Regions from separate parts of the Homo sapiens genome. Here region 1 is linked to region 2. Evidence: chromatin loops called from intact Hi-C (ENCODE). Cell type or tissue: HepG2. All regions are shown on one strand. Each heading gives the region's core, and the rest is flanking DNA. Links, peaks and the distances in the headings are about the cores only. Region 1 has its middle 56 kb from the start of SMURF2. Region 2 overlaps TEX2 (testis expressed 2).

What was found. Hi-C counts contacts between places; a loop is a spot of excess contacts. Peaks named below come from ENCODE experiments on the same cell type or tissue, not always from the same donor. Only the 100,000 strongest peaks of a DNase experiment are listed, where the experiment ranks them.
Region 1: a loop joins it to region 2, with 14 times the contacts of the local background. A loop is called at or near these places in 1 of 110 quality-filtered maps.

Annotation. Positions count from the first base shown.
Region 1 is chr17:64,711,317-64,726,282 of GRCh38, forward strand. No RefSeq gene overlaps it. Among named protein-coding and RNA genes, the nearest start is that of SMURF2, 56 kb to the left of the region's middle. RefSeq lists an enhancer at 1,677-1,726. In HepG2, for the core only: no CTCF peak of the experiment used is centred there; no DNase peak of the experiment used is centred there.
Region 2 is chr17:64,150,414-64,165,379 of GRCh38, forward strand. It overlaps TEX2 (testis expressed 2), which reads right to left. Exons shown (of 12, transcript NM_001288732.2): 8 at 10,388-10,520; 9 at 4,429-4,554; 10 at 2,532-2,741; 11 at 428-548. Among named protein-coding and RNA genes, the nearest start is that of SNORA50C, 12 kb to the left of the region's middle. In HepG2, for the core only: no CTCF peak of the experiment used is centred there; a DNase peak (open chromatin) is centred at 5,958; H3K4me3 peaks cover 641 bases.

The DNA of each region.
Region 1 (14,966 bases), core at 3,910-8,909, 560 kb after region 2:
ACAAATCTCCCATGTAGTGTTCCAGATAATTCCTGTAGATACTCCACCTCATAACTCCCACTCCTTAAACGTGGGTTGTACATGGTGAATGACCAAAGAGGATGGTATGGAAAACGGGAAGAAAAGAGTAACTTTACAGTGGAGAAACTGACAAACACTACTTCAGCCAGGTAATTAATAGCGGAGAGAGTGAGCGTGTATGTCCTGTGTTTCTCAACTTTGCTGACACCCTATAGTCTTGTGGGGAGCAGTCTGGTGAAGCATAAAGATCTTGGATCTGGAGTCAGCCAGCTCTGAGCTCCAATCCTACCTCTGTGTGCTCTTGGAGCAGTCACTCAACCTCATTGAGCCTCAGTTTCCCCATCTGTGAGAAGAGGATTAGAATGCAGGGATGAGGCCAGGTGCAGTGGTTCATACCTGTGATCCCAGTACTTTGGGAGATCAAGGCAGGAGAATCACTTGAGCCCAGGAGTTCAAGACCAGCCTGGGCAACAAAGAGAGACCTCCGTCTCTACAGAAAGTTAAAAAATTAGCTGGGTGTGGTGATGCACACCTGTAATCTCACCTATTTGGGAGGCTGAGGTGGGAGGATCACTTGAGCCTGGGAGGTTGAGGCTACAGTGAGCCATGATGGTGCCATTGTACTGCAGCCTAGGTGACAGAGTGAGACTCTGTCTCAAAAAAAAAAAAATTTAAATTAAAAAACGAAAAGAATGTCTATCTGGCCCTTAGCAACCGTGAGTGCTGGAGGAATCATGTTACATTTGAAGGCAGCTCCGAGGTACTGGAGTGGAGTCGGGTGGCTTCGCAGAAGGGTCCTGCTGTTAACACACTTTCCCTCGGGCAGATCCCCTCATACTGCCCGGACCTTCCAGTCCTTCACTCATTCTTCACTAAAGGCTGCAAGGGGCCAGGGCATGATGGCTCATGCCTATAATCCCAGCACTTTGGGAGGCCGAGGTGGGTGGATTGCTTGAGGTCAGGAGTTCAAAACCAGCCTGGCCAACATGGTGAAGCCCCGTCTCTACAAAAAAAAAATTACAAAAATACAAAAATTAGCCAGGCATGGTGGCGTGTGCCTATAATCCCAGCTACTCCGGAGGCTGAAGCACGAGAATCACTTGAACCCAGGAGGCAGAGGTTGCAGTGAACTGAGATCATGCCACTGCACTCCAGCCTGGGCGACAGGGCGAGACCCTGTCTCAAAAAATTAAAAAAAAAATGCTCCAAGGTCAAGGGCTTTTCAGACCCTCTTGGTCCATTTGGTTAGGGGGTGTTTTCACAAAGCTTTGCCTTGTTAGCTTTATGGGACCCGGAGGGCATACTTTATAGAACACAATCTTCATACCAGTGTCTCTAACCACAAACCCCAAGAGTCTGAACGTTGAGACACTCAGGAAGTTGAAAGGGACCTCTCCTCTTCAGAGGCCCGGCCCAGCTCTCAGGAATGGCATGCATCAAAAGGCAGGAAGTCCCTCACAAGTCTGTCCTATCAAGCCACCAGACACTGGTTACCTTTATGTGGCTGCACAAGAGGCTGAGTTCCCAGGGAGGGGCGAGGTGGTCTGGGGCTTTCAAGCCGTGGTGGAACCCACGCCTGAGAAGGGAGGCCTGCCGCTCCCACCACAGGAAGCCTGGCCCCCGCCAGCAACAGAGAGACTCAGAGCCCAGGCCTCAGTGCCCTCATGGGATAAGTGGCATTTTGGTTCCTGTTTCCTTCCCTCTCTGTTTTTCTTTTTCTTTTCATAGATTCTCCAAGCAAATATTAAACATGTCCTGCAAATCTCAGGAATCAGCACACAGAGAAACACAAAGAAGAGTAAGTGGCCTTCTTCCAAGACCTGGTTTATCAAAGGTCTGAGGCAGTCCTGATCCGCTGCTCTCCTCCTGCTGGCTGAGCCTTGCCACTGGCTCAGTGGCCCAGGGTGCCAGCTCCCTTTCCTGGGCCTCCCGGGAAAGGGGAGGGAGAAGGTCGAGGGAGCAAGAGGGTTCCAGGGCTGCCTCCAGGGCTGGCCTGGCAAGTTGCAGCTCTGTCCCTGGCGATTTCCCTGCAGCCAATGGCTGTGGAAGAGGAAAGGAGAGGACCTTTTGATGTGGTGGAGAAGCATCATTGTAGAAGGGAGAGGAATAAGTAAAAGGTTGGCCAGGGAACCATGGCCGGGCACGGTGGCTCCTGCCTGTATTCCCAGCACTTTGGGAGGCCAAGGTGGGCAGATCACTTGAGGCCAGGAGTTCAAGACCAGCCTGGCCAACATGGTGAAACCCCTTCTCTACTAAAAATACAAAAATTAGCCGGGCGTGGTGGTGAGCACCTGTAGTCTCAGCTACTTGGGAGGCTGAGGCAGGAGAAGCACTTGAACCCGGGAAGCGGAGGTTGCAGTGAGCCGAGATCGCGCCACTGTACTCCAGCCTGGGCGACAGAGTGAGTGAGACTCCGTCTCAAAAAAAAAAAAAAAAAAGTAAAATGTTGGCCAGGGAGCCTTGCTGGCCTCCTGAAGGCAGCCAAACATTAAACACACCTACAGTCACAGAGTCCAGCTTAAGGAAGAGGCAGACCAGAAAGTGAAAGTGAAGAAAGAACGGGAGGAGAGATGGGTGGGGGCGCGGATCAAGGCAGAAAAGGGAGGCAAAAGGCAAGGCTCCTAGGGACAGAGAGTGGTGACATGCCAGCTTCTGTTCGTTAAAACCCTGCTCTGGACCATGAACACTGCTAGGCAATTTCGTTATGACAGCTCCTTGCATCCTCCCAGCATTTTACAGCTAAGGAAACTGAAGACCGTGAGGTTAAATTCTTCACCCGAGGTCCACAGCTAGGGATTAGCAGAATCAGTGTTTGAACCCAAGGCTGCCTGACTCCAGTGTCACACCCAAACTGTTCCTGTCTCTCTGTTAGCAGTTCTTAGTTGCTGGGGATTCAGACTCTATTTTGTTGCTTGTGTAGTTCAATACAGCTCCCCCCACTGTGGCCACATTGCAGCCTACAGATGCAATAAAAAGGAGGGGAAGGCATGCATTTCCTTTAAGGGTACACCTGAGGTCAGGAGTTCGAGATCAGCCTGACCAACATGGAGAAACACAACTCTACTAAAAATACAAAATTAGCTGGGCATTGTGGTGCATGCCTGTAATCCCAGCTACCCGGGAGGCCAAGGCAGGAGAAACGCTTGAACCCAGGAGGCAGAGGTTGCGGTGAGCCAAGGTTGTGGTGAGCCGAGATCACACCATTGTACTCCAGCCTGGGCAACAAGAGCGAAACTCCATCCATCTCAAAAAAAAAAAAAAAATGCTGTGAATCTTGAACAGAGAATGCAATAGACAGCAAGAAAGGTCTGGTGGCATCTTCGAAGGAGCCTTCATCTCCTATACTTTCAGGGTGGATATGATGGAAGACTCAGCCCAGGGCCTCATTGTGCATGTAGGAGTTCCAAGTAAATGCTTAGGAAAGGGCATAGTGGGGACGTAGTGGGACCCTGAGACTTAGAATAGGAGCATCTAAGTGGTCACAGACAAGGCTGAGACTCTGGCACTTTTGAATTCTCAAATCCTTCAAAGCTCCCTTGTCTGTTCAGGCAGGTCCTCCCGTGTAGAGGTAACCAACTTATCCCTGCCTAAGGAACCTTCTGTGACTGCACCTAGGACAGTTGCTTCACTAAAAAGGGACACCAGATCTTCTCTTCATTCCTCCAGCATCAAAAGGAGAGTTAGATCCCAACATAGCCCACTTGGGCAGTACAAGGCCTGCTCTAGAAAGAGAATGTCTATACACTAAAGAAGTGGCAGGACCTTGCCAGTTCAAATCCACAAGGGTCTTGGGAGCACGTGTCGGAGAGGATTCTAAGCATTGTGTTAGCCTAAAGATGGTAAACACAAGGCTTGGCTGGGCACAGAGCCTCGTGCCTGTAATTCCAGCACTTTGGGAGGCTGAGGCGGGCGGATCACTCTTCAAACTCCTCAAACTCAGGAGTTTGAGACCAGCCTGGCCAACATGGTGAAACCTGTTTCTACTAAAAATACAAAAAATTAGCTGGGCGTGGTGGTGGGTGCATGCCTGTAGTCTCAGCTACTCGGGAAGCTGAGGCAGGAGAATCGCTTGAACCCAGGAGGCAGAGGTTGCAGTGAGCCGAGATCGTGCCATTGCACTCCAGCCTGGGTGAAAAAGTGAGAATCTGTGTCAAAAAATAAATAAATAAATAAAAATAAATAAATAAATAAAAGGCTTGATTGGGCTGAATTCACTGATACACTCACCCAGGTTTGGGCTTTGGAGTTGGCATGAATAGTCTACAATGGCTAACTCAGACTTGACTTAATAGAGACGTAAAGTTAAAGTTCCACCACCCAGAAGCAGCTGGGTTAGAGGGCGGTGAAATGGCTGCTGAAAGTTCATTTACAGGGTTAGCCTGGAGACAACACCCTGTTGGCTTCAAGTGTTGGCCTACAGGTTGCAGTTATGTCTTTTAAAAGCTGCTAACATTTGGAATTGTCTCCTTCAAAACTAGAAAGTGTACATCTAGATGCCGGGCGTGGTGGCTCACGCCTGTAATCCCAGCACTTTGGGAGGCTGACGCAGGTGCATCAGGAGGTCAGGAGTTTGAGACCAGCCTGGCCAAGAAGGTGAAACCCCGTCTCTACTAAAAATATGAAAATTAGCTGGGCTCTCCCTCTCCCTCTCCCTCTCCCCTCTCCCCTCTCCCCTCTCCCCTCTCCCTCTCGGTCTCCCTCTCCCTCTCTTTCCACGGTCTCCCTCTGATGCCGAGCCGAAGCTGGACTGTACTGCTGCCATCTCGGCTCACTGCAACCTCCCTGCCTGATTCTCCTGCCTCAGCCTGCCGAGTGCCTGCCATTGCAGGCGCGCGCCACCACGCCTGACTGGTTTTCGTACTTTTTTGGTGGAGACGGGGTTTCGCTGTGTTGGCCGGGCTGGTCTCCAGCTCCTAACCGCGAGTGATCCGCCAGCCTCGGCCTCCCGAGGTGCCGGGATTGCAGACGGAGTCTGGTTCACTCAGTGCTCAATGGTGCCCAGGCTGGAGTGCAGTGGCGTGATCTCAGCTCGCTACAACCTCCATCTCCCAGCCGCCTGCCTTGGCCTCCCAAAGTGCCGAGATTGCAGCCTCTGCCCGGCCGCCACCCCGTCTGGAAAGTGAGGAGCGTCTCTGCCCGGCCGCCATCCCATCTAGGAAGTGAGGAGCGCCTCTTCCCGGCTGCCCATCGTCTGAGATGTGGGGAGCGCCTCTGCCCCGCCGCCCCGTCTGGGATGTGAGGAGCGCCTCTGCCCAGCCGCGACCCCATCTGGGAGGTGAGGAGCGTCTCTGCCCAGCCGCCCCGTCTGAGAAGTGAGGAGACCCTCTGCCCAGCATCCGCCCCGTCTGAGAAGTGAGGAGCCCCTCCGCCCGGCAGCCGCCCCATCTGAGAAGTGAGGAGCCCCTCTGCCCGGCAGCCACCCCGTCTGGGAAGTGAGGAGCCCCTCTGCCCGGCCGCCCCTACTGGGAAGTGAGGAGCCCCTCTGCCCGGCCACCACCCCGTCTGGGAGGTGTACCCAACAGCTCATTGAGAACGGGCCGGGATGACAATGGCGGTTTTGTGGAATAGAAAGGGGGGAAAGGTGGGGAAAAGATTGGGAAATCGGATGGTTGCCGTGTCTGTGTAGAAAGAAGTAGACATGGGAGACTTTTCATTTTGTTCTGTACTAAGATAAATTCTTCTGCCTTGGGATCCTGTTGATCGGTGACCTTACCCACAACCCTGTGCTCTCTGAAACATGTGCTGTGTCCACTCAGGGTTAAATGGATTAAGGGCGGTGCAAGATGTGCTTTGTTAAACAGATGCTTGAAGGCAGCATGCTTGTTAAGAATCATCACCACTCCCTAATCTCAAGTTCCCAGGGACACAAACACTGCGGAAGGCCGCAGGGTCCTCTGCCTAGGAAAACCAAAGACCTTTGTTCACTTGTTTATCTGCCGACCTTCCCTCCACTATTGTCCTGTGACCCTGCCAAATCCCCCTCTGCGAGAAACACCCAAGAATGATCAATTAAAAAAATAAAAATTAAAAAAAAAAAAAAAGAAAAGAAAATTAGCTGGGCATGGTGGTGGGCTCCTGTAATACTAGCTACTTGGCAGGCTGAGGCAGGAGAATCACCTGAACCTGGGAGGCCGAGGTTGCAGTGAGCCAAGATTGCACCACTGCACTCTAGCCTGTGCAACAGAGCAAGACTCTGTCTCAAAAAAAAAAAAAAAAAAGGAAAAGAAAAAAGAAAGCGTATATCTAGGAAACAGAGGGTGAAAGAGTAGCTACTCTCATGCTTACACCTAAGAACACACTTGAAGAACTCTTGCTGCCCATCCCTATGACCTTGGATTTGGGAGTCTGAATATTCTAGTGCCTGAGGTGGGAACTGTTTCTACCAGGGGATTGTACTACCATGGTCATGGTTCTGATAAATTGGAAGCTAAGGCTTCCTTCAGGCCATCTGAGGATCCTCATGTCACTGATCCAGCAGGCAGGGAAGGAAAGACAAATGTCTTTCCTTTTGGCCACCCAACATCTGAACCTTCTTCCTATATATCTACGGTATAAGCAGATGACCTGGGCTCAGCTATATAAAAACAGCCCCTTGTCAGGCGTGGTGGCTCATGCCTGTAATTCCAACACTTTGGGAGGCTGAGGCAGGAGAATCCTTTGAACCTGGGAGGCGGAGGTTGCAATGAGCCGAGACGGCACCACTGCACTCCAGCCTGGGCGATAGAGCAAGACTCAGTCTCAAAAATAAAAATAACAAAATTAAAAATAAAAACACTCAGCCCTAAGTGAAATGGAACATGAGTAGCCCCACCTCCAGTGGCATAGGATAGAGTTCCTGGAGCAGGTGCAGCAGTGCTACTGGCAGTCTGAAGGATTCAGTGCTGGAGAGGTGGGAGGAGCAAGCAGCAGCATCTACAGTTCAGAGAACCAGTCTTCCCTGTAATTCAGAGAGATGCCACTCTCCTCCTCATGAATCATTTTACCACCTAAACCGCTAGAGTTGGCTCCTATGGCCTGTGACTGACAACTCTTACTGAAGCTGTTGTACTATTCTCTATTTCTCTGTTTTTGAAGTATTTCATAATAAAGAAAATGAATAACTAAGGAGGAAAGATGTAGGATCATCTTAATAAAAGCAGAAAAAGCATGCAATAACATTCAACATTCATAAATAACAGTAATAGGCTCGGCGTGGTGGCTCACGCCTATAATCCCAGCACTTCGGGAGGCCAAGACGGGCAGATCACAAGGTCAGGAGTTTGAGACCAGCCTGGCCAATATGGTGAAACCCCGTCCCTACTAAAAAAACCAAAGTGTGACCGGGTGCCGTGGCTCACGCCTGTAATCCCAGCACTTTGGGAGGCCAAGGCGGGCAGATCATGAGATCAGGAGTTCAAGACCATCCTGGCCAACATGGTGAAACCCCGTCTCTACTAAGAATACAAAAATTAGCTGGGCACGGTGGCAGGTGCCTGTAATCCCAGCTACTCAGGAGGCTGAGGCAGGAGAATCACTTGAACCCGGGAGGCAGAGGTTGCAGTGAGGCGAGATCACGCCACTGCACTCCAGCCTAGGTGACAGAGCGAGACTTCATCTCAAAAATAAATAAATAACAGTAATAACAAATCCATAGGAAACTAGACTAGCTGCCAACTTCCTTAACATGATGAACATTTTCTATCAAAACACACAGGAGAAATAATAATGGAAATGTGGAAGCCTTCTCTTTAAGAGCAGAAACAAAGAATGAAAGCCCATTGTCACCATTTCTATTTAACACTGGAGGGCCAGGCTGGGCGCGGTGGCTCATGCCTGTAATCCTGTGACTTTGGGAGGCCAAGATGGGTGGATCACTTGAGATCAGGAGTTCAAGACCAGCCTGGCCAACATGGTGAATCCCTGTCTCTACTAAAAATACAAAAATTAGCCAGGCATGGTGGCGGGCGCCTGTAATCCCAGCTACTCAGGAGGGTGAGGCAAGAGAATCTCTTGAACCCGGGAGGTAGAGGTTGCAGTGAGCCGAGATCGCACCACTGAACTCCAGCCTGGATGACAGCAAGACTCCATCTCAAAAAAAAAACAAAAACAAAAACGAAAAGTCCCATTTACAATAGCAACAACAGTTATAAAATGCTTAAGAATAAATCCAGCTGGGTGCAGTGGCTCATGCCTGTAATCCTAGCACTGTGGGAGGCCGAGGCGGGCAAATCACTTGAGGCCAGGAGTTTGAGACAAGCCTGGCCAACATGATGAAACTCTGTCTCTACTAAAAATACAAAAATTAGCCAGGCATGGTGGTGTGCACCTGTAATCCCAGCTACTTGGGAGGCTGAGGCTGAGGCTGAGGTGGAAGGACTGCTTAAGCCAGGAGGTCCGCAGAGGCTGCAGTGAGTCATGATGGTGCCATTGCACTCCAGCCTGGGCGACAGAGCCAGATCCAGTGTAAAGAAAAAAAAAAGTGTAGTATTTGTTCAGGGAGAAACAAAGAACCCAGTGGAACAAAATATAACCAGAAAATGACCCATGCCATATGAAAACAATATATGGCAGAGAAGACATTACAGATCAGTGAAAAGAAGATAGTGGTGCTGGCCTAATTAGTTACCCAAATGGGAGAAAATAGCTTGATCCTTACTTCATAGCATACACAAAAATAAATTATAGGTGAATTGAAGACCTAAATGTGGAGGCAAAACTCCAAAAATGGTTAGAAAAAATATATAGGGGATTTTGTTTATAGCAGAGTAGAAAAGAGTTTCTCAAATAAGACAGAAAAAGGATATACTATAAAATTATTTTAGAAACTTCTTACCAAAAGAAAGAAAGGAAACAAGAAGGAAAATTTAAAAACCATAACAACACTGAAAATAAAGCCACAGACTTTAAGATTCATTTTCAGAAAATATTTTTTAAAACTCCCATAAAATCAAGAAGAAAATAACAAACAACCCAAGTGGAAAATGGGCAAAGGATATTAAAAGGAAACTCACAGAATGGTCAAGGGCATGTGAAAAGAGCCTCCAAACTCATTAACAGGGAAATGAAACTTAAAACAACCCGGAAAGACCACTTTGTATCCCTCAGCTTGGCAGGAGCTTGAAGGACTGACAATGGCAAGTGTTGGCAAGGACACGCAGAAATGGGAACTCACACACACTGCTGGCCAGAGTGTAAATTACTACAGTCACTTTGAAGAACAATTTGGCCATAGCTAGTAAAATCAGTGGTGAACAAATCCTTCAGTCCACCAGTTCTGCTTCCGGATATACACCATAAGCTCACACACTTGCCCGAAACGGAGTAAACAACAACGCACGCTGCAACTCTGTCTGTAATAGCAAAAAACTACAAACAACTCAAATATTCATCAACAGAAGGCCAGAGAAACAAATTGCATACAGCTGAAAAAAAAAAGAACGAGAGCCACATATATCACTATGGATAAATTTCAAAAACAAAATTGAAAGCATGCTGAAGTTTTTTTTTGTTTATTTTTGTTTTTTTGACTGAGTCTCGCTCTGTCACCTGGGCTGGAGTGCAGTAGTGCGATCTCGGCTCACTGCAATCGCTGCCTCCCAGGTGCAAGCAATCCTCCCACCTCAGCCTCCTGAATAGCTGGGACTACGCCTTGCTACTTTTTTGGGTGTTTTTTTTTTCTTTTTTTGTTTTTGTTTTTGTTTTTGTTTTTGTTTTTTTGAGATGGAATTTCGCTCTTGTTGCCCAGGCTGGAGAGCAATGGCGCAATCTTGGCTTACCGCAACCTCCGCCTCCAGGGTTCAAGTGATTCTCCTGCCTCAGCCTCCCAAGTAACTGGGATTACAGGCACCTGCCACCACACCCAGATAATGTTTGTATTTTTAGTAGAGGTGGGGTTTTTCCAGGTTGGTCGGGCTGGTCTCGAACTCCCGACCTCAGGTGATCTGCCCACCTCGGCCTCCCAGAGTGCTGGGATTACAGGCATGAACCCCGCGCCTGGCTGAGTTTTTTATTTGTTTGTTTGTTTGTTTGTGGTGGAGACTGGGTTTCACCATGTTGATGGCTTTCTCAAAATCTTAAACACAGAGTTGCCCTATGTCACCTTATGACCCAACAATTCCACTTCTGGCTATACATCTAAGAGAATTGCAAACATACATTTACACAAAAAATTGTACACAAATGTTCATGGCAGCATTATTCATAAAAGCCAAAAAGTGGATATAACCCAAATGCTCTTCAATTGACAAATGGATAAACAGAATGTGGTATCTCCATACATTGGAATGTTGCTTGGCAATAAAAAGGAATGAAGTACTGATCCATGCTACAACAGGGATAAACCTTGAAAACACACTAAGTGAAATAAGCCAGACACAAAGGACAACAGAGCGTATGATTCCATGTATATAAAATGTGCAGAGTAGGCAAGTCCATAGACACAGAGAGTAGATGAGTGGTTGCCTAGGGCTGGGGAGGAAGGGATCAATGGGGAGTGACTGCTAATAGATGCTCAGTTTCTTTTAGGGAATGAAGAAATCTTCTGAAATTAGATAGTGGTGATAGTTGCATAACTCTGTGAATACAGTAAAAGTACTGAAATGTACAGTTTACAAGGGTTAATTTTATGGCACATCAATTATACCTCAATTAAAAACACACACACACGGAGAATCTTATGTTGAAGTTTGTGGTCTGCTCTGCCCATTTCTATATCGCCTCCACCATTTGCCCCTAGGAGGAGGTTCAGGACAGCATAATGGGAGTGTGAGCTGGACACTGTTCAAATGCTTGCCCTCCTACAAAGACCCTGAGGAAATGAAGCTGGAGCCCAGTGTCAGAAATCCAGTTTTATACACTGCAGTGTGGTCATCAAGAATGTTTGCCACTTTCTCCTATAGCCAAGCAAATGTTTAATTGTGGGAAACAGGTGAGCTTCGGAGTGGCATGTGATGGTTTAAAAGGTTACTTCATATTTTATTTTATTTTATTTTTTAAGACAGAGTCTTGCTCTGTTGCCCAGGCTGGAGTGCAGTGGCATGATCTCAGCTCACTGCAGCCTCTGCCTCCTGGGTTCAAGCGATTCACATGACTCAGCCTCCTGAGTAGTTGGGACTACAGGCATGCACCGCCATACCTAATTTTTTTTTCTTTTTTTTTTGTATTTTCAGTAGAGATGGGATTTCACCATGTTGGCCAGGCTGGTTTTGAACTCCTGGCCTCAAGTGATCCACCTGTCTCGGCCTCTGCAAGTGCTGGGATTACAGTCGTGAGCCAACGCGCCCAGCCTAAATGTCACTCCATATTTTAGATCTGCTTAACTACTCAGAATTTACTTATAAGACTGCTATAGTCATGTCACAAAGTCATGGTAGTCTTCTTGATAAGCAGTCATTTTTATACATTTTGTACGCAGATCTGAATGCTGTAGTATTTCCAATGTCTAAAATATATGTAAATAAAAATATAAGGCCGGGTGCAGTGGCTCATACCTGTAATCCCCTTTGGGAGGCTGAGGTGGGAGGATCAGGATCACTTGAGCCTGGGAAATCCAAGTTGTAGTGAGCCCTTATCATGCCAGTGCACTCCAACCTGGGCAACAGAGTAAAACACTGCAAGAGAAAGAAAAAGAGAAAGAGAAAAAGAGAGAGAGAGAAAGAGAGAGAGAGAGAGAAACAGAGGGAAGGAAGGAAGAAAGGAAGGAGACAGACGGGGGGCTGGGTGAGGTGGCTCATGCCTGTAATCCCAGCACTTTGGGAGGCCAAGGCAGGTGGATCACCTGAGGTCAGGAGTTCAAGACCAGCCTGGCCAACATGGTGAAACACCATCTCTGCCAAAAATAAAAAAGTTTCCCGGGCGTGGTTGCAGGTGCCTGTAATCCCAGCTACTCAGGAGGCTGAGGCAGGAGAATCACTTGAACCCAGGAGGTGGAGGCCGCAGTGAGCCGAGATCAGGCCATTGCACTCCAGCCTGGGCAACAAGAGCAAAACTCCGAATCAAAAAAAGAAAAAAAAAAGAAAGAAAAAAATTAGCCCAGCATGGTGGCACACGCCTGCAGTCCCAGCTACCCCAGAGGCTGAGGTGGGAGGGTCATTGAACCCCCAAAAGTCAAGGCTGCAATGATTCAAGATTGCATCACTGTACTCCAGCCTGGGTGAAGGGAGTGAGACCCTGTCTCAAAAAAAAAAAAAAAAAAAAAAAAAGCTCTGAATCTATAGGTTCCAGCCCTGAGAAATTCTGGATAAAATGGAGTTAACAGTTCACCTGCCTCAGGTGAGATAATATAAAACTAGAAAGGTCCATACCATTGTAATATCTAATTGAATCTATTTGTCAAAACAGTACCCAAATGCAGTATGTTCAGAAACCTTATAGTGTTAGGTAATAATAACCATAGACAAGATAAAAAATATGGGCTGGGTGTGGTGGCTCGCACCTGTTATCACAGCATTTTGGGAGGCCAAGGTAGTAGGATCACTGGAGGCCGGGAGTTTGAGACCAACCTGGGCAACATAGCAAGACCCCATCTCTATAAAAAAATATATATATAAAGATATATATTATATATATATTTGTACATGTTAACTTGAGGTGAGGGGTGCAGGGAGGGTGGAAAGGAGAAAGTAATAATATTAAGCATCAGTAAACAACTCTAGAGCCAGGCATGGTGACTCACTCCTGTGATCCCAGCTTTTTGAGAGGTTGATGCAGGAGGATTGCTTGAGGCCAGGAGTTCAAGACCAGCCTTGGCAACATAGTGAGACTCTCCCATCTCTAAAACAACAACAAAAAGTTAATTAAAAATTAAAAGAAAAGAAAACTTCATAGCCGTCTTCTCCAGGAAAACAAGTCCCAAAGCCACTTGCCACTGATGCAGAGGTGCGCAGAGCCCGAGGAACACGGAACCATAGCAGCTCTGCAAGTTGATTTTATTCCAGGCTAAAAGATGCTACTTCTCAAAGAAAGGAGCTTGGAGCGTCTCTGTTTATGAATTCATTTTTCAGGGGTGGGGTGATTTCAAGAGTCCAGGCTGTTTCCTGACCATGCACACTGTGCCGGCCTGGAAGCCTCAGGCCCCAGCCAGGCTGACCACGAGCCAGACCCGGAGTAAGCTTCGTCCCACGCTTCCTGTCGGTCCAGGCAGCCTGAGTTTCCTGGTGACCCTTCCCTGCACCCAGCTGATTCAAAGGCCTGGCAAGGCCTGGTGCCAGCCAAGAAAATCTGAGGCAGCCAGGTTTGTTATTTCAAATCTCTAAACCTTCAGACCTTTGTGCTTGGCTTACATATGTGAAAGTTAAAACAAGGATGTGTGTCGCAGTGGTGATTATAATTCAAGTAAGCAAAGATCCCTGCATGACCAGCCTTCAAATGTCAGCCCATGCTGAAGTTAACACATTTAACTCATAGAACAAAATAATTAAAATGAGGAGTAGATGCAAAATGGTACTGCCATTCTAGAAAACAGTTTGGCAGTTTCTTATAAAGTTAAACGTACACTTACCACAAGAACCAGCAATCACTCTCCTGGGTATTTATCCCAGAGAAATGAAAATTTATGTTCATATAAAATATTGTACACAAATAATTATAACAGCTTTATTTGTAATAGTCGTGTATCAGTCAGGATTCTCCAAAGAAATAGGACCAATAGAAGAGAGATATATACATAATAAATCATATATATAAATGAAATATATAAGAAGCTATATATATATGTACACACATACAGATATCTCTCAGAGTTCTCCAAAGAAATAGAACCAACTATATATATATTATATGTAATATATTATATTACATATATTACATGTAATATAATATATATTATATATAAAATGTATGTAATATATTATATATAATATATGTAATATAATATATTATATAAAATGTATGTAATATATTATATATAATATATGTAATATAATATATATAATGTATGTAATATAATATATATATTATATATAAAATAAATCATGGCCAGGCATGGTGGCTCACACCTGTAAACTCAATACTTTGGGAGGCCGAGGCAGGAGGATCACTTGAACCCAGGAGTTTGAGACCACCTGAGCAACATAGTGAGACCCCGTCTCTACAAAAAACATTTTTTTAAATTAGCCAGGTGTGAGCCAGGCATGGTGGCTCATGCCTGTAATCCTAGCACTTTAGGGGGCTGAGGCAGCAGATCACCTTGAGCTCAGGAGATCAAGACCAGCCTGGGCAACATGGTGAAACTCCATCTCTACAAAAAATACAAAAATTAGCCAGGCATGGTGGCACATGCGTGTGGTCCCAGCTACTCAGGAGGCTAAAGCTGGAGAATTTCTTGAACTGGGGAGGTGGAGGTTGCAGTGAGCCAAGATCAGGCCACTGCACTCCAGCCTGAGTGACAAAGTGAGACCCTATCTCAAAAAAAAAAAAAAAAAAATGTCCAGCAGCTACTCAGGAGACTGAGGTGGGAGCATTGCTTGAGCCCAGGAGGTTGAGGCTGCAGTGAGCCATGATCACACCATTGTACTCAAGCCTTGGTGACAGAGCAAGACCCTGCCTCAAAAAAATAAAAAGACATATGTATAAGAAATGATATATATTGATCTATATAGATAAATGATATGTATATAATAAATCATATATATATAATATATACATTTATTACAAAGAATTGGCTCATGTGATTATGGAGGTTGACAAATCCTAAGATGTGCAGTCAGCCAAGCTGAAGACCAAGGAGGATCGACGGTGGTGTTCCAGTGCCAAGGCCAGCAGGCTGGATACCCAGGAAGCGCAGATGTTTCGGTTCCAGTCCAAAGGCAGGAAAAAAACTGATGTCTCAGCTCAAAGGCAGTCAGGCAGGAGGAATTCTTTGTTATTCAGGAAAGATAGTCTATTTGTTCTATTCAGGCCTTCAACTGATTGGATGAGGCCCACCCATCTTAGGGAGGGCAGTCGGCTTTATTCAGTCTATTGACTTA
Region 2 (14,966 bases), core at 3,389-8,388:
GTTTCCAGGAATGTTTGTTGAACTGAACAAACTGAGCAAGGTGAACAGCACACAAGAACAGGGGGCAGCCTCCCTGCCCACAGGCCGGGTGCTAAGAGTTGGGCAAGGCCAGGCCTTGCATAAGAGAAAACAAAGCCTGACAGTCCTGGCAGGCTTGCTGGGAAAAGACATCATCATTTTGCTCTGACCCAAATCTTTTGGGTTTCCTCTGAAGATGACTTAGTAATGTTCTGTGGATAAGTTTCAGGGCTTTGATACTGTACCTGAAGTTTTATTCCCATATTTGATCAAATGTAATACTCTTCCGGGATGAAGGTCACCATCAGATTTTCAAAAGAGGATCCTGACCCAGCTGAAGTTCAGAACCTCGGCTAAACCCAGAGCTTCTATACTTGGTGTGAAATACTAGATAACACTAGAGGTTTACCTGAAACTCTTGCTCCAGTTTCTTCTCTATCCAGTCTGTCACATGAACTAAAGTCACTTCTCTCTCTCCAAGTTTTGGCCGAGCTTTCAGCTCCACATGTGGTGGCTTTCGGAAACCATACCTTTTTGAAGACAAGTAATAACCACATTTAGAAGCAAAGCAAGGAATGAGACAGGCACTGACAGCAAACAGTTCTCATTTACATGGGGCTTTATCACTACTTAAAATGTTATTTTCTTCTGAAAATGCCCTCTAAAAATATTCCACACACAAAGTATGAATTGTGAACCCCCTGTGTTCCCTGGATGGTGTTAGGGCTGTGGCGGATTTAGAACAGTTCTGACAAACTGAGAGAGCCAGGAAGCACCACTGGAAAAGTCCATGACCTGGGCATTGGTTTCTGTTTTTTTCTAAAATGGCAATAACCTTTTTTCTTTCAATTTTTATAAAAGTAGTATATGTACATTACAAAAACAAAACATACATACAAGCAGATAAAGCAGAGAGTGAAAGACACACTGCCTCTCTCTGAATGTCATCCCCAAGAGAGGACTATTGACAGAAGTAGGGTGAACTCCCCTTACATTCTCCTGTGCATATGTCGATCAATAAGGTTTGAAACCTGTTTTTTCATCCTACACCCCAACAATACGCTTTGTATGACTTCCCGAGGGAGCAGACTGGCAATCAGAACTGTTGGCAAAGTATCCAGACAAGACCCTGTATGCTATCAACTATCTAAAACCTTAAATCTGTCCTGGACCAGTGCTTTTGGAAATACAGTAAAAATGTCAAGTTGCCATAAATATTTCTAAACACTCTATACTTATCTTTATGGATCAATAACACATAGTTCAGCATTTGAGCATGCCTTGGGTAGCACTATCCTAGAGCCCTTTTATTTTATCTCCCCCTGAGCAGAGGCATTTAAAACTGATAAATCTAAAGAATTGGCAGTAAGGAGAAGAAATGTATCAATTTTAACTATTAAAATTTTTTTAAGGTTTGAAAGACCATACAATATATTAACAGTGGTTATTTCTGGATGGTGAGATTATGGGTTTTTATTTATTTATCTATTTTTCACCTTTTCCCAATCTTTCTCTTTTTTTTAACAATGAAAATATTACTTTAAAAAAGTATAAAAAGGCATTTTAAAGTTTTATTGGGAAATACCAGCATTATCGTTAAATGGTTAGTCAATTCAAAACCCCTCTTCTGATCATTCCTACAAATCCTTCTGAATACCGATGGTATGTACTAGCATGTTGGTTTTACTCTATGATAGAACAGAGCTATATTTTTGTTATGAGTGTAGTTTATGGTACAATGAGATCTCTTATGCAATCACTATTTACACTTATGCCCATTTTTATAGGACTTAGCATGTCAATTTTAAATTGAGATTCACAGGCAGTGATGCTGAACTCATCAGTAATTTATTTCAGTGACTCTCAACCCTGGCTTCATCACCCCCGACCCCTGAAATCCGGGGGGATGGGCCAGGCATAGCTATATTTTTAGCAAGTCCCCAGGTGATTTTAACATGCAGCTGGGGCTGAGAATCCAGTCCTCAGACACCAAATGCACATGCTCCTGACTCCTCAGCATTGAGGCCTAACTCAGGGAAGTCTCCCTAACTTCCCAGACTCTGTTGGATGTGTGATCCCCATCTTTAAAGTAGGGATAACAATGGCATCTACCTCAACAGGATGCTATGAGGACTAATCAGGTAATGCAATTACAACCAGGGCCAGGCAGAGAATAAAGGCGCTATCTACAAATGACAGCTGTTATTACTGGCAGAACAGTTGGCTTTACAGAGGAGGAAGACCAATAATAGAAACAGCTTATCTCATAAACTTCATGTATTGACTTTAACTTTTCCTACCATGTGAACATGAATTCTTGAATGTGAATTCACCACTCACAGAAGAAAGTACCATCAGATTTGCAACTAATATTAAGGTCCCATGAAAATTGTTTGGAAGTGCTTCTGCCCGGGAGAAGGTACTTTCCATAACCTCAAGGTTAAGCAGGCTGGGATTTCTGTGGCCATGCAATAGGAGGAATCACTTATTGTCCCTGAGGGCCCTCTACGCACCATACTCGGTCAGTCGGGGGTGGTGGAATGTTGACCGCCAAGGTTCCTCTACATTCTTGTACTTCAACAGTGAGCAGCAGGGGTGTGTTGGAGACTTCTTCGATCTTCTTTTTAATAAACTCTGTCTCTGTTGCTTTTTGGAAATATTTTGACTTGGTAATTTTATCAACAAACCTCATAATCTTACTTGTTCGATGACCTCCAACGTACCTTCAAATGTGGAACACAAAGGGCGGTTAGCACAAACTTTGCTCTTTTCACAGACAAAAACCTGTGGCTCTTCGTTCCCCTTACTTTAGAGCACCACTCGATGTTTTGGATGTGGTGATTCTGTGTTGGGGCGGGGGGCATCCTGTGCATTGCAGGGTGTTCAGCAGCATCCCTGGTCTCTACCTACCAGATGCCAATAGCACTCCCCCTAGTTATGACAATAAAAAATGTTGCCAGACATCGGCAAATGTCCTCTGGGGGGCCAAATCACCCCCAGTTGAGAACTACTACTTCAGAGAAGGTGTAAATGTCTGAAACAGTCCAAACCTTGACAATGGAGAGCTGGACAAAGTCCTCATGCAGAGGTTTCTCACCTGTCCTCCTTTATACTACTCCAATACCAGACAGAAATCCAATGACATATCAATCTCATAATCTCCATGCAGCAAGTAACAAATCATGCTGCATCAATAGGACATAAATCAGTAATTAATGGACTGTCTTTAGGTGGTGTCACATGGCTACCTTGAGTGGCAATTACTTTTCAAAGGGCTTGGAACTTCTTAAAGAAAAATGTAGCCTGGGCAACACAGTGAGACCCCCATCTCTACAAAAAACAAACAGAAAATTAGCCAGGAGTGGTGGTGTGCATCTGTAGTCCCAGCTACTCGGGAGGCTAAAATGGGAGGATCACTTGAGCCCAGGAGGTTGAGGCTGCATTGAGCTATGATCGTGCCACTGCACTCCAGGCCTGGGTGACAGAGCAAGATGCTGTCTCAAGAAAACAAACAAACAAACAAAATGCTACACCAAGTTGACGTGCTCACAGGCCAAGAAAATAAGCTGTTGTATCAGGTCACATGTACCATGAGACTCAGAAGAAAGGATATTTGCTTTTTAAAATCCCCCACAGTTCCAGAACATGAGGAAAAGTATGTGTTCAGGGAAAAGCAATCATTCTTAAGAGGGTCAAGCAGCTAGACTGTAAATAATACACACAAACTTTGGCACCAACTCCTCAAACATCTGAATTCTCATCTCCTGTAGGATTTCAAAAGTGAATAGGTTGGTTTTTTCTTATAAAAGTTTCTGAATTATTTGGCTTCTTTTAGTTTCTTCAATTCACTTTATGTAATTAAAAGATCATTGTGGATAGGCTATTTAAGCACTTTGATCATTTCACAGCCCAAGTTAACAGGGAAAGAGTAACCCCCTCCAAATGAAGTTCATGATCCAAAAGATCAGCTCAGTCATCAGCGCTTTCAAAACTCGCCAAAGAAAATCATCTGAATGTTTCTGCTTTGCAGGAACTTGCAGCTCAACAGAAGCAAATGCACTCCAGCTGAAGCTGAGGGGAGGGAGGCTCTCCGGGGGGAGGGGGTGTATGCTCGGTTCCTTCTGAAGGCTCAGGGAGATGCTTTTCATCATCAGCACACCCTTCAACTTCTCTATTATTTAATCAAACAGCAGCAGAAAGCCATTTTAGTAAGGAAAGCTATATGGGTCTTTTTGCTTGGTTGCCTGGAATTTAAACAGACCACTGACCTGGGATATTAATAAAAAAACCATCTACTCAACATTAAAGAGGAAGGAAGATCACAGAGGAAGGAAGGGAAACAAGGTTCACTCCCAACTTGCTGTCCTGATCCCTGGAGACTCAGAGGCACAGAAGCACTGATCCACTCACCCTTCAGCCCCTGGGAGGAGCTGTTTGTCTCCCCCGCTGGGCTCTGGGGCATCGTCTTCCTCGGAGGAGCCAGCGCTGGAGGATTCCTCATCGCTGTCCGCCAGACAGAATGCCCGGGGCCTGCAACTGGACAGAGAGAGAGTCACCACCACTGCCTGCCCTCACCCAAGCTCTGCTTAGAAAGAGAACACACACACCCATGCACACACACTCAACCACAACAGGGTCGGGATGTAACTGTTAACTACATCTCGTCATTCTCTCCAACCCACCCAAACCAGAAGAGGCCCAATCCAAGAATCCTTGGATCAGCGCAGATGCTCAGGACACTCTTCAGCACCAAGGCCTCTGACAGGACCACAGAGGCCTTGGACCCAGAAGAGGTTGCTTTTGAGCATGCGTCAGAAGGACAGGAGGTGGGAGTGTGATGCGCACATAAAATGCAGTGATTTCAACCAGCAGTGCAGCGGAGCCACACGGGAGGATGAACAGAAAGAGCGGATGGTTGCAAGAGTGAGGTGACAGCTTATACTGGTGACATGGCCACTTCTCACTGATGATGGGATGTTGAGGCAAGTCCCTTGGCTCTGGCTTAATTCAGCAACTCTGATGCTTTCTGGCTTAGTAACCCTCCAAGTGAGTTTTGACTCATGACTCCTTTCCAGTGAAATTACGTATTTCACTCCACACCTGCCCTATCTCCTGAGGGTCACAGAAAAAGCCAACAACCACATACACACACACACACAAAAAGTCTCAGGAGACTCTAGGAAGCAACTGACATGAGAACCCAGGAAATTTTCCGGAAAAATACATGTCTAAAGACCATTCCTTTGACTGAAGTAAGGGAAAGCCTCATGGGACAGCAGTGTCCCTCACTCAGCTCTCCAGGGCAGATACTCAGTTCCAGAGGTGTGGGGTTGCTGGATTACCCGCAGAGGTGAGGGGTCCAGTTCCCGTCGGAGGGGACCTGGGGGCTTCTGGGCTGAGCCTCGGGCCTATAGAAAGCAGCTTCCTCCCTGGACCGTGGCTTTGCTTCAGAAAGTACTGGCAGGGCTGTGTCTGAGCCCAGAGACTTAAATGGGACAAAATGAACAAGGGACAGAGTAGTCTCTGAACACTATTACACAACCAAATGGTCACCAAGCAGAGGCTGGTCATTGTATTTTTGACAAGGACACAGTTACATGGACAAGGGAAGGCAGTGGGGCTCAGGGCCTATCTCCCTGCAGCTGCAGTCCTTTGGTTTTCCTGATGCTGTCCTTGGGCCACCAGAGGCCCACGGGGACAGTTATCGCCTGACCAACAGGAGCCAAAGGCACCCAAGGGCACAGCACACATGCCAGTGTGGAACTGAAGGCCCGGCAGTGGCCCCAGCCCTGTGCACTGGGAGGGTAGGACTGAAACCTCTACACTGGAAACAGGAGCCGGCTGTAAGAGGACCCGGACTGTGTCCTCCCTGGCAGGACACACAGCTCCTCCCTACCCCCACTCTGAAACATTAGAGCCAGTGCTCCAGCCAACAGGCTGGACTTCCACATTAAAGGGAAACTCCCTCTGCAGAAACAAAAGCCTCTTGTCCCTGGCCATGGGACAGCACGTAACTGAGTCTTCCTCCTTCCACCAGAGGCCTGGCTGGTCCAGGAAATGCTTATGTGTATCCACTGGCTGCAGAGCCATATCAGAGTGTGCTGTGGTTAGGCAGCCCTCACAGGAATCTTATATTTAAAATGTATATAGCAAAATTCAATTCCTATGAAAGCCTAAACCGGGTCTTGGGTGAGGAAAGTCAGAGATGTAAATCCCCAAAGATCACACGCCCCTCTCAGAAGAGCATCAGAGTTCTCCATCAGTAGGATGGCAGTGCCTGAGGCTCTCTGACCTCATGCTGCCAGGTGTGAAATCTGTCCCCACAGCACAGGGAGCCTGCTCCTCACCCACAAAGCACAAAAGGCTGCCTGCAAGCTCTGGGACCCCAGTGAGATCTGCTGAGCCACTGCTCCTTGTGTCCCCACTGGGCCATATCATCTGGCAGCTCCAACCCTGGGCAGAAGATGCCAGAGGCTGAGCGCTGTGGCAAGCTCTCAGGTTACTGAGTTAATCCTCTGCAGGTCACAGAACAGGACAAATTTTGTGGCTTGAAGTGAACACTTTAGGTAATGCTGTACCAGTTCAAGCTGATCAGATGATGTGAAAATCTGATTTTGACCGAGTGGTACCTCTGCTCTCCGCGCTGGGGGCAGTATTATGCGGCACCCAATACTTAGGAATTATAAGTGTAGCCCAGTGTTTGCCTGATATTCATTTTTATAAATGAACATGCATTTTATGACCTCAGCATGAACTTCAGAGGAAGATACACCACACTTACTTGTAGAAGACGTGCTGGAATGTAATTAGCCTACTTGTTTTAAACACACCTCAGAATTCCAGATGAGTGTGGTATCCTTTCAAAGAGACACCTTAAAAGGCTTATTCCAGTTATGTTCCTTCTGCCAAAAATCTTTTGGAAATGTCAGATATATAAGAAAAAGTGAATTATTTTATCACTGACACTCTTAGACCAAATATTTTATTTCTTGGTCTCATAATGACCACCACCTCTGATGACTTCTAGCAATTTCTCAAAGGTCCAAACCATCTACAAAGCAGGACAATTTGCTGTCACTCAGGATAGCTAAAAGAATGTCACGGACTGTGGAGGCAATTCTAAAAAGAAGCCCCCAAAATGCTTTAAATGAAGACGCATAATTAAATTAAGAAGCCCTGTGAGATGTTTGCTTTGAGGGAGACCACACTCAAGAATGCACTAATTTTTCTTTTGAGAAAATCAGTTCTATACACCTGCCACAGGCACACATGTGCATACACACCCACAAACTAGACTGAGTCACAGTGTAAACTGCAGGCACTCAGTGCCCAGAACACCAGGGGCCTGGGGGCAGATGGGTAGTTTGGGGTAGATGTGAACTAGTAACCCAAAAGAGGTCAGATGGGGCCACCTTCTGACTTGGGGACTTGTACAAAGGGCCCAGACTGCAGTGGTGGAGCAGGAAGAGGCCAAGTGCCTTATAGGAAACACTTCACTTCCATGCCACTTTCCATTTAAAGGCCACCCAAAAGGCAGAGCGCTCCCTTTAACTAACTCATTCTGGCCCTCTGCAGGGCAGTTCCTAAAGCAGAGGCTGCTCAGGTTACTATCTCAATCCCATCTGAATGTTGTATGTTATGTTACCTGCAGTGTGCGACAAAAGGACTATTTGGGAAAAGACTAAAGGAAAAATGCCCATGAAAATACAGCAGACACATATTTCAAAGGGAAGAGACTTTGCTAGGGCAAAGCTACACAGGTTAAAATCTCAGTCTAACCCTCAGGGTGCTAACTAAAGGTGAACAAACTTCCTACCAGTAAGGAGGACATCTCACAGGTTAAGCAGCATCTCCTCAGAGACTCCGCAAAAGCACAATCATTTGCACACTTGAACAGGGACTGAGAAAAGCAGTGAGATGAAGCCGAGGCCCTGCCAGGCAGGACACCAGGGAGCAGACCCTGATGTGGAGTGAAGCCCTGGACAGGTGGCCATGGGCTGCAGGGAGAGCCTGCAGGAAAGGGCTGCTGCTGGCCAATTCTTCAGATGTTCCGTGCTTTGGAGGTTTAATATTAAGGAAGATGTCAGTTCCAAAGGTCACACGCTTCAAACAGCTAATAAGTATGCTGACCCCTGTCCCTCCTCTGCTACTAAGCCGCGTGGTGATTCCGTAAACCTCATGACTGAGGAAGTGAAGTGGATTCTGGAATCACTTCTGGGATTAGGTTCTTAACCACGGATGGGCTTTCAGAGATTCACAATGCTCCTAGAAACTGTGAGCCAAATGGTGCATGTGGAAGCATTTGCAGAAAGAAGGACCCAGTGCTCTCAGGTTCCCGAAAGGGTCCTTTCTGAAAAAAGGGGTAAGGGTCCATTTTTCTGGGCCTTTTTCTCCCAAATGAAGTGCTGCTGGATTGTATTCCTCCTTACTTTTAAAAACAAATGATAGCCAACTACACATCAACATATAATTTAACACCCTCACAGGAAGAAGCAAAACATTTTATAACAGACTGTTCTAGAAAAAAATAGTACTTTAGAAATATAAGTGAAATATAATACCATCACATTCCTAAAGCAGAGGATCTTTTTTTCACTCAGTCTAGAGAAGCACAGCTTTCCAGAAACACGTCCACCCTCTGATCGGCCAGAGTTTATGAACTTGAAACTGGGCTACGAGGGCTGCATGAATAGCAGTGAATGTGGACGCATACGTGGCAAGCACCTCAGGGACCGGCCTGGTTGCCACCCCCGGTGCCCAAGACCCCCTTTGCAATGGAGTCCCTGTGCCCCTGTGCCCACATGGTGCTGTTTCTAGAAAGGGCTCCTTGCACAAACGCATCTGCCTGAGGTTGCTCTGCCACACTCCCTTTTTATTAGATCTCATTTTCAAGACTGCTTCTGCTTCAGGTGCTTCATTTTCTAGGCAGCTGGTTCTGCAACTCTGTCGTCATGAGCTAGATTTAATGTGCTCAGCTATGCGTGGGGGTGGGGTGGGGACAGCAGGACAAGGAATTGAGTCTGACTAGATCAGGACTCCAGCAATTCAAATTGGGGAAGTCTATAAGACTTTCCCTGTCAGGAAAGCCTCTTAACTACTCCTGGTGTCGGTTCTCTCAGGCTTTTATGTCCAAGAACGTGATGCCTTTATGTCCAAGAACGTGATGAAAAGACAGGTTTCCTCATGGTTTCACATGGGACCGAACAAGACTCAGAAGTTACAGGGTATGAAATGCTATGTGGAGAGTTGATAAATACCACACTCACCAGAAAATATAAATCCACAGATTGCCGAATCCAAACATATTTTAACAAATAGAAAAATGAAAGGAAAATAGCACAGACACCGGTTAGATTGCATATAGCTGGTAAAATTCTCCAATTATTAAAATAGAAACATTTCATTAAGTAACTTGAATAAATCAGAATAATCTAAGTAAAAGAATATTCTCCAATGCATAACCCAGCTCCCCCAATCTGCTACTACCACAAGCATGAATAAAAGCATTAGGTCAGTACCAGAACCAAGCAAAAGTCTAAGAGCCAGTATCTTATATTTAGACCCCATGGAGGTAGCTCCTTGTGACATTTTCATGTCATCATACTGTTGATTCCATGCAAAGGGCTAAAGATGTGAGAAGTAGCCTCTAGTCAACATTTTTAATTTGGTAAAAACAATAATATAATTTAAATTTATAGTCAAAGCAGTAATTTTAAGGAGAATAGGATGTAAAAGTTCCAGTTTATCTATTCTAGGCATTTAAGAGGGAAAAAAATTAAGCTTCATGAGTTACCTCACAATTTTGGAATATTTACTAAATCAGACAAACCCTAGGCAGCAGATACACTATCTACAAAGAGAGGGATTTACTACGCAAGTCAATATTGTATTATTTAGGGAAAATGCTTCTCAAAACACTTTTAGGAGCACCCTCTGTGCTACAAAATCAATCATCTAATTATAAATAATTCTGACTTTGTGATTAAAGCAGGTAGATTCAGCCTGCTCCACATATTGCTGTTTATGACCGGAAGGATCTTCATGATTCTATTCGAGGATCATTTTATTGCTCGGATGAGTCTGCCCTGCTTGTCTGAGTCAGTGATGTTTTCTGGGTAATCAATTCCATGTGTACCACCACCAGCACTGAGGTCAAAGGCGCTGTCACAGCTGAGCTGGGTTGGGAACTCACAGGCCACTGGGGATGAGACTAGGAAACCATTCCCTGAAATGCTCTGGTCCAGGAGCACTTACACAGAAGCTCACTCAACATCCAGGGGCCACTACACATCAAATCTGCTTCTCAAAGGCTGGAGGGAGAAGCTGGTGCCCCAGGATTGGATTAGTAAATTCATATATAGCCCCTTACCCTTCTTTGCCAATTTCTCCAACCTTCAGGGCTTCAACAAGAGGCTCTTTACCTAGTTTGGTCAAATTCATTTTGGTCTCGAGAGTCATCAGAAAGGACCCATTGTAGGACATTTCCAAATCAATCCAGAGTCCTGGAGAAATGGTGAAAAAACAGAAGGTTTTTTTCCCTCAAAAAAACACATGACTATAAATGACTTACATTTAAAAATATCTAAATAGGCACCATACTGAAAGTCCATGTATCGTCTACTACTCTAGTTGAGAAGAGGACTGAGAGCACATTGTGCCATCGACACACACGAGAACAGGTCATGGAATACATCGAGCCCCTGGTAAACAGCCAGCATCTGAGGACCCATTCACAGGATCCTGGGGAATTCAGTGCACAAGTCAGCATTGGAAGGGTCCCATCCTCTGGCTTCTAAAATCTCCTTGTATTTAGTAAGAAGACATATGCCTAGCGGAAGAAAATGGCTTGACCCAGGGCAAAGCCAGGACAAGGCATGCTGATGCCCAGCCAGTTACGAGGCACAAGGGAAGTGCTAAGACTTCTCTGTAAGCTGGGTTGTTCTTTAAAGACACATATGAGAACCGCTGTCTTTCTTAAAATTCTCCAGTATTGGGAGTGGGACACAGAAAATGGCTCAGATTTAACAGGAAGAGTGACAAAAACGTTTAAGACCTTCCTTTCTTTCTGGAAACTGCCCACTGATGGGAACCAAAGAATTAACTTTCAATTCCCAGGATTATCCAGATACAATTGCATAATCACTTTGTACCTTAGGCTAAAAATCAGCTCCTTAGGAAAGATACTATGCCAATGAGATCATATCTAAAAGGCTTGTAGCTTCATGGAATTTTACTGCAATGGCCGCTGTTCAGTGGTTTAAAATGCAAACAGGGTTTATCTCATGACCCTCTTCTACTTGAGGATTCTATGATTTGTCAAGTATTTTTCTGTGATTTTTCAGACTCGGGGCTCCAGAAGACCTCATGGACTTTCTATCAAAATGTGATCCTTTAAGTGGGTGTTTAAATGTTAATAAACTTTTATAGATCCTCACATGACAAATGACATCTAAAAGGAAGCAGGAAATTAATCTAAAACCATCGTTCACATACAGCATTGTTTTCAAGCAATTACAGTAAACAGCCCATCCCCTACACGGCCACCACCTCAGATAAAACCACTGCTTAACCCCACCCAGCACTAATGGTGTCATTCCTCACTAAAGGCAGGATGATTTCCATTTTGTTTTCAACAAATTCTTTTTACCATAATGGAAGGTAATTATTTTCCATGAATGACCTGGTTTAATTAAGTGATATGGAGATCAATTGTGATTATCTTCTTTGCAGCAATACTCACAAAACTGTTGTATTTCTTGTTTACATTAAGCAGTTAGAAAGAATTAATTAGCTTGCTCTTCAAAGGTACTATTACTGGAAATAAAGGGTATATCTGCTTTAATAAAGACATTTAGTTTTTAATCACTTCAGGAGAAAGGGGATTAGAGCAAAAGGCTAATATTAATAGATTTAAACTCAATGTAAAAGAACAACAATAAAGGAGATATTTATTGTTGTATAGTATTTCCAGCTTTGAAAATTAATATTCAAACTACCTAGTTACTATATACATCCAAACATAATCGTTTCTTTTGAAAATTCTAGTCAAGTTTCTAATAAATATTAATAGTATGCGTTGCCTTTGAAAATGGACATATTAAAGGCACCAGAATTATACTTCTTACAAAATGGAAAGTTTTGCTAGTCTGTTTTTTAAATGAAGATATATGGATTTAGGCTTAGTAAACTGCTGGCTCATGCCCAGTCACGGGGACATTCTACCAAATGATGTGTGGTCCAGCGTCCCTGCCAGGAGCTGGGAGGTGGAGGAAGGCCCAGGGAAGAGCAAGGAGCCCAGTCACATAGATTGGGGCTTGTGTTTCACTGGAAGTTTCTTCACTTCTGTGCCATCAGTACCTTTGTCTGCACCAAGGAGACCTATACTGCCTCTTTCAGGGAGAGCTGTGTACACCCTGGCACCTGGCACAGTCTGACCAGGCAGCCTCCCTTTTTCTGCATTCACCAGCCCACCCTTACTTCTTGCTCTGTCTCCCTTGCTGCTGTTGCCAGGGAAGAGGCTGTACTGGTCAGCCATGGAGCCTGATATCTGAGGATGAGGCTTGGGCATCTGACTGAGCCTCTGCCTGGGTGAGGGGTCTGTTTTAAACACTGAATATACCTCATGAGACCCACTCACAGGGCCCTGCTCAGCCCTGGCACTCATAAAAATATGAAAGAGTCAAGAATGCTTTAAGAACTTTTTTCTTCCCTGAGATGGGGTCTCACTCTCACCCAGGCTGGAGTGCCACCTGGTACGATCTTGGCTGACTGCAACCTCCGCCTCCCAGGCTCAAGTGATCCTCCCACCACAGCCTCCTGAGTAGCTGGGACCACAGGGGTCCGCCACCATGCCCGGCTAACATATATATATATTTTATTTTTGGTAGAGATGGGGTTTTGCCATATTGCCCAGGGTGATTTCAAACTCCTGAGCTCAAGTGATCCACCTGCCTTGGCCTCCCAAAGTGCTGGGATTACTTTGGGAGGTGTGAGCCACTGCACCTGGCCTGGAATGGTTTAAGAACTTTTAAAAGCAGACATGAATGGTAAATAAATATTCCAACAAATGACTCTAATATGATGTGCTTGCATTCAGATGAGGGTAAGAAGACTATTTTAGCATTAAGTGTAGGAGAAATTTGCTTTTGTAACAATGATTCAGCAGGCAGAACGTGACCTGAAAACCTGGGGACACGGGCAACTCCCAAAACTTGGAGCAAAGACCAACCGGTTACGTGACAGGTGAGTCAGGAGGCCCCTGCCTTGCAAGACTGAAAGATGAAATTCACAGTTACTAGAAAGGTTGTCTTCCCCTTGGGGACTAACATAGCAACAATGAGCACACGGGGACATACACTGCCCCATGAGCACCATCTTCCACTGTAACCCAGCTAAATGCTACTTAATCTAGAGGAATGCGGTTACAGGGCCCTTTCTTTTGTAGTCTTGACAAATGGTTAAGACTTAGCTGTAGGCATTTCACTGAAAATACTTTCTATAACCATGTGCCCTGGCTGGTGCTCAAGAACAAAACCAGAAATTGAGGAGTGGGATAATCTTTGATGCCTTTAAATAGGAGTAAGCAGGCAGTCCTGAGAGGTTCTCTGGGAAAGGGGGCTGGAGGCACGCATACGAAGGGTCTATTCCACATCATGTTGAGAGGTTGTCCAGTGGTAACCAGTGGCACCCGATTATTAACGAGCCCCTATAAAACTGGCACTTCAGGCTGGGCACAGTGTCTCACGCCTGTAATCCCAGCACTTTGGGAGGCTGAGGCAGGCGGATCACTTGAGGCCAGGAGTTCAAGACCAGCCTGGCCATCATGGTGAAACCTCGTCTCTACTAAAAATACACAAATTAGCTAGGCATGGTGGTGCGCACCTGTAGTCCCAGCTGCTAGGTACGCTGAGGCACGAGAATGGCTTGAGCCTGGGGGGCAGAGGTTGCAGTGAGCCGCGATCGCCCTACTGCACTCTAGCCTCTGTCTCAAAAGAAGAAGAAGAAAAAAAAAAAAAACCCTGGCACTTCATGCAGCAACACGAGTGACAATGTAGTAAGACTTAGTCTGTGTACAAGGACCTGGAAGGAGCTCAGATGCTGTTTTTCCACTCTTCAGTTTCACAGCGGCAGGATCAATTACCACTACCACCACTACACAGAGACACTGTGGCAAAAATTACAGCTTATTCCACCAAAAAGCGTGTATGCGTTCTTAATGTACAATATCAGAGCCAAAAGCACTGAGATGAACCCCTGCCCTCAGGAAGTGTATGTTTGAAGAAAAATAAAAGTGGCCTAGGCCAGCTGCTGCAGCTCAGACCATGATGCCAGTTGGTATCATAAAATGCCTTGGCGTATGTCCCCACAGATAAGGGGTGGCCACAACCACAAGAGGCTCTTCTGCCTTCGGCCTGGTTTTCCAGTTAACAGACCCCATGGCCTCAGTCCTCCCGTGGCCATGTGAATCTAATAATCTCACACAGCAGTTCACTGTTTTATTACTATTTAGGCATCTGTCTCACTGGAGTAGGCTTGAGAGGGCACCTGCTGCTTGGGAGTAGTTAAGGGAACCAAAACCCTGCACACCTGAACTTGGTCCTCACGTTATTTTCTCCTCCATTTCCTTCTACCTGTAACTATTAACAGCTGATTTCACTCTGAAAGTCAATATTTGGCATCCAAAGAACAAAACTTCTTAAAATGGAACATTTGATAACATTATCAAGAACAGATGTTGGAGTTATTCAGCTCTGGGAAGAACACACCAGTGACTGTTGTGCTCCTGGCAAAGAGACTGGTGCCATATTGCTCATTCAGATACTACAGAAAATTAGCAATTCCTTGTGTGTGGATGTGTCTTTGATGATAGACATCATTTTTAGCCTTATCTACCTGTAACTGTCCTCTGAAATAGAGCTCCACCCCTTCAAGGTTGACAAGCTGCAAAT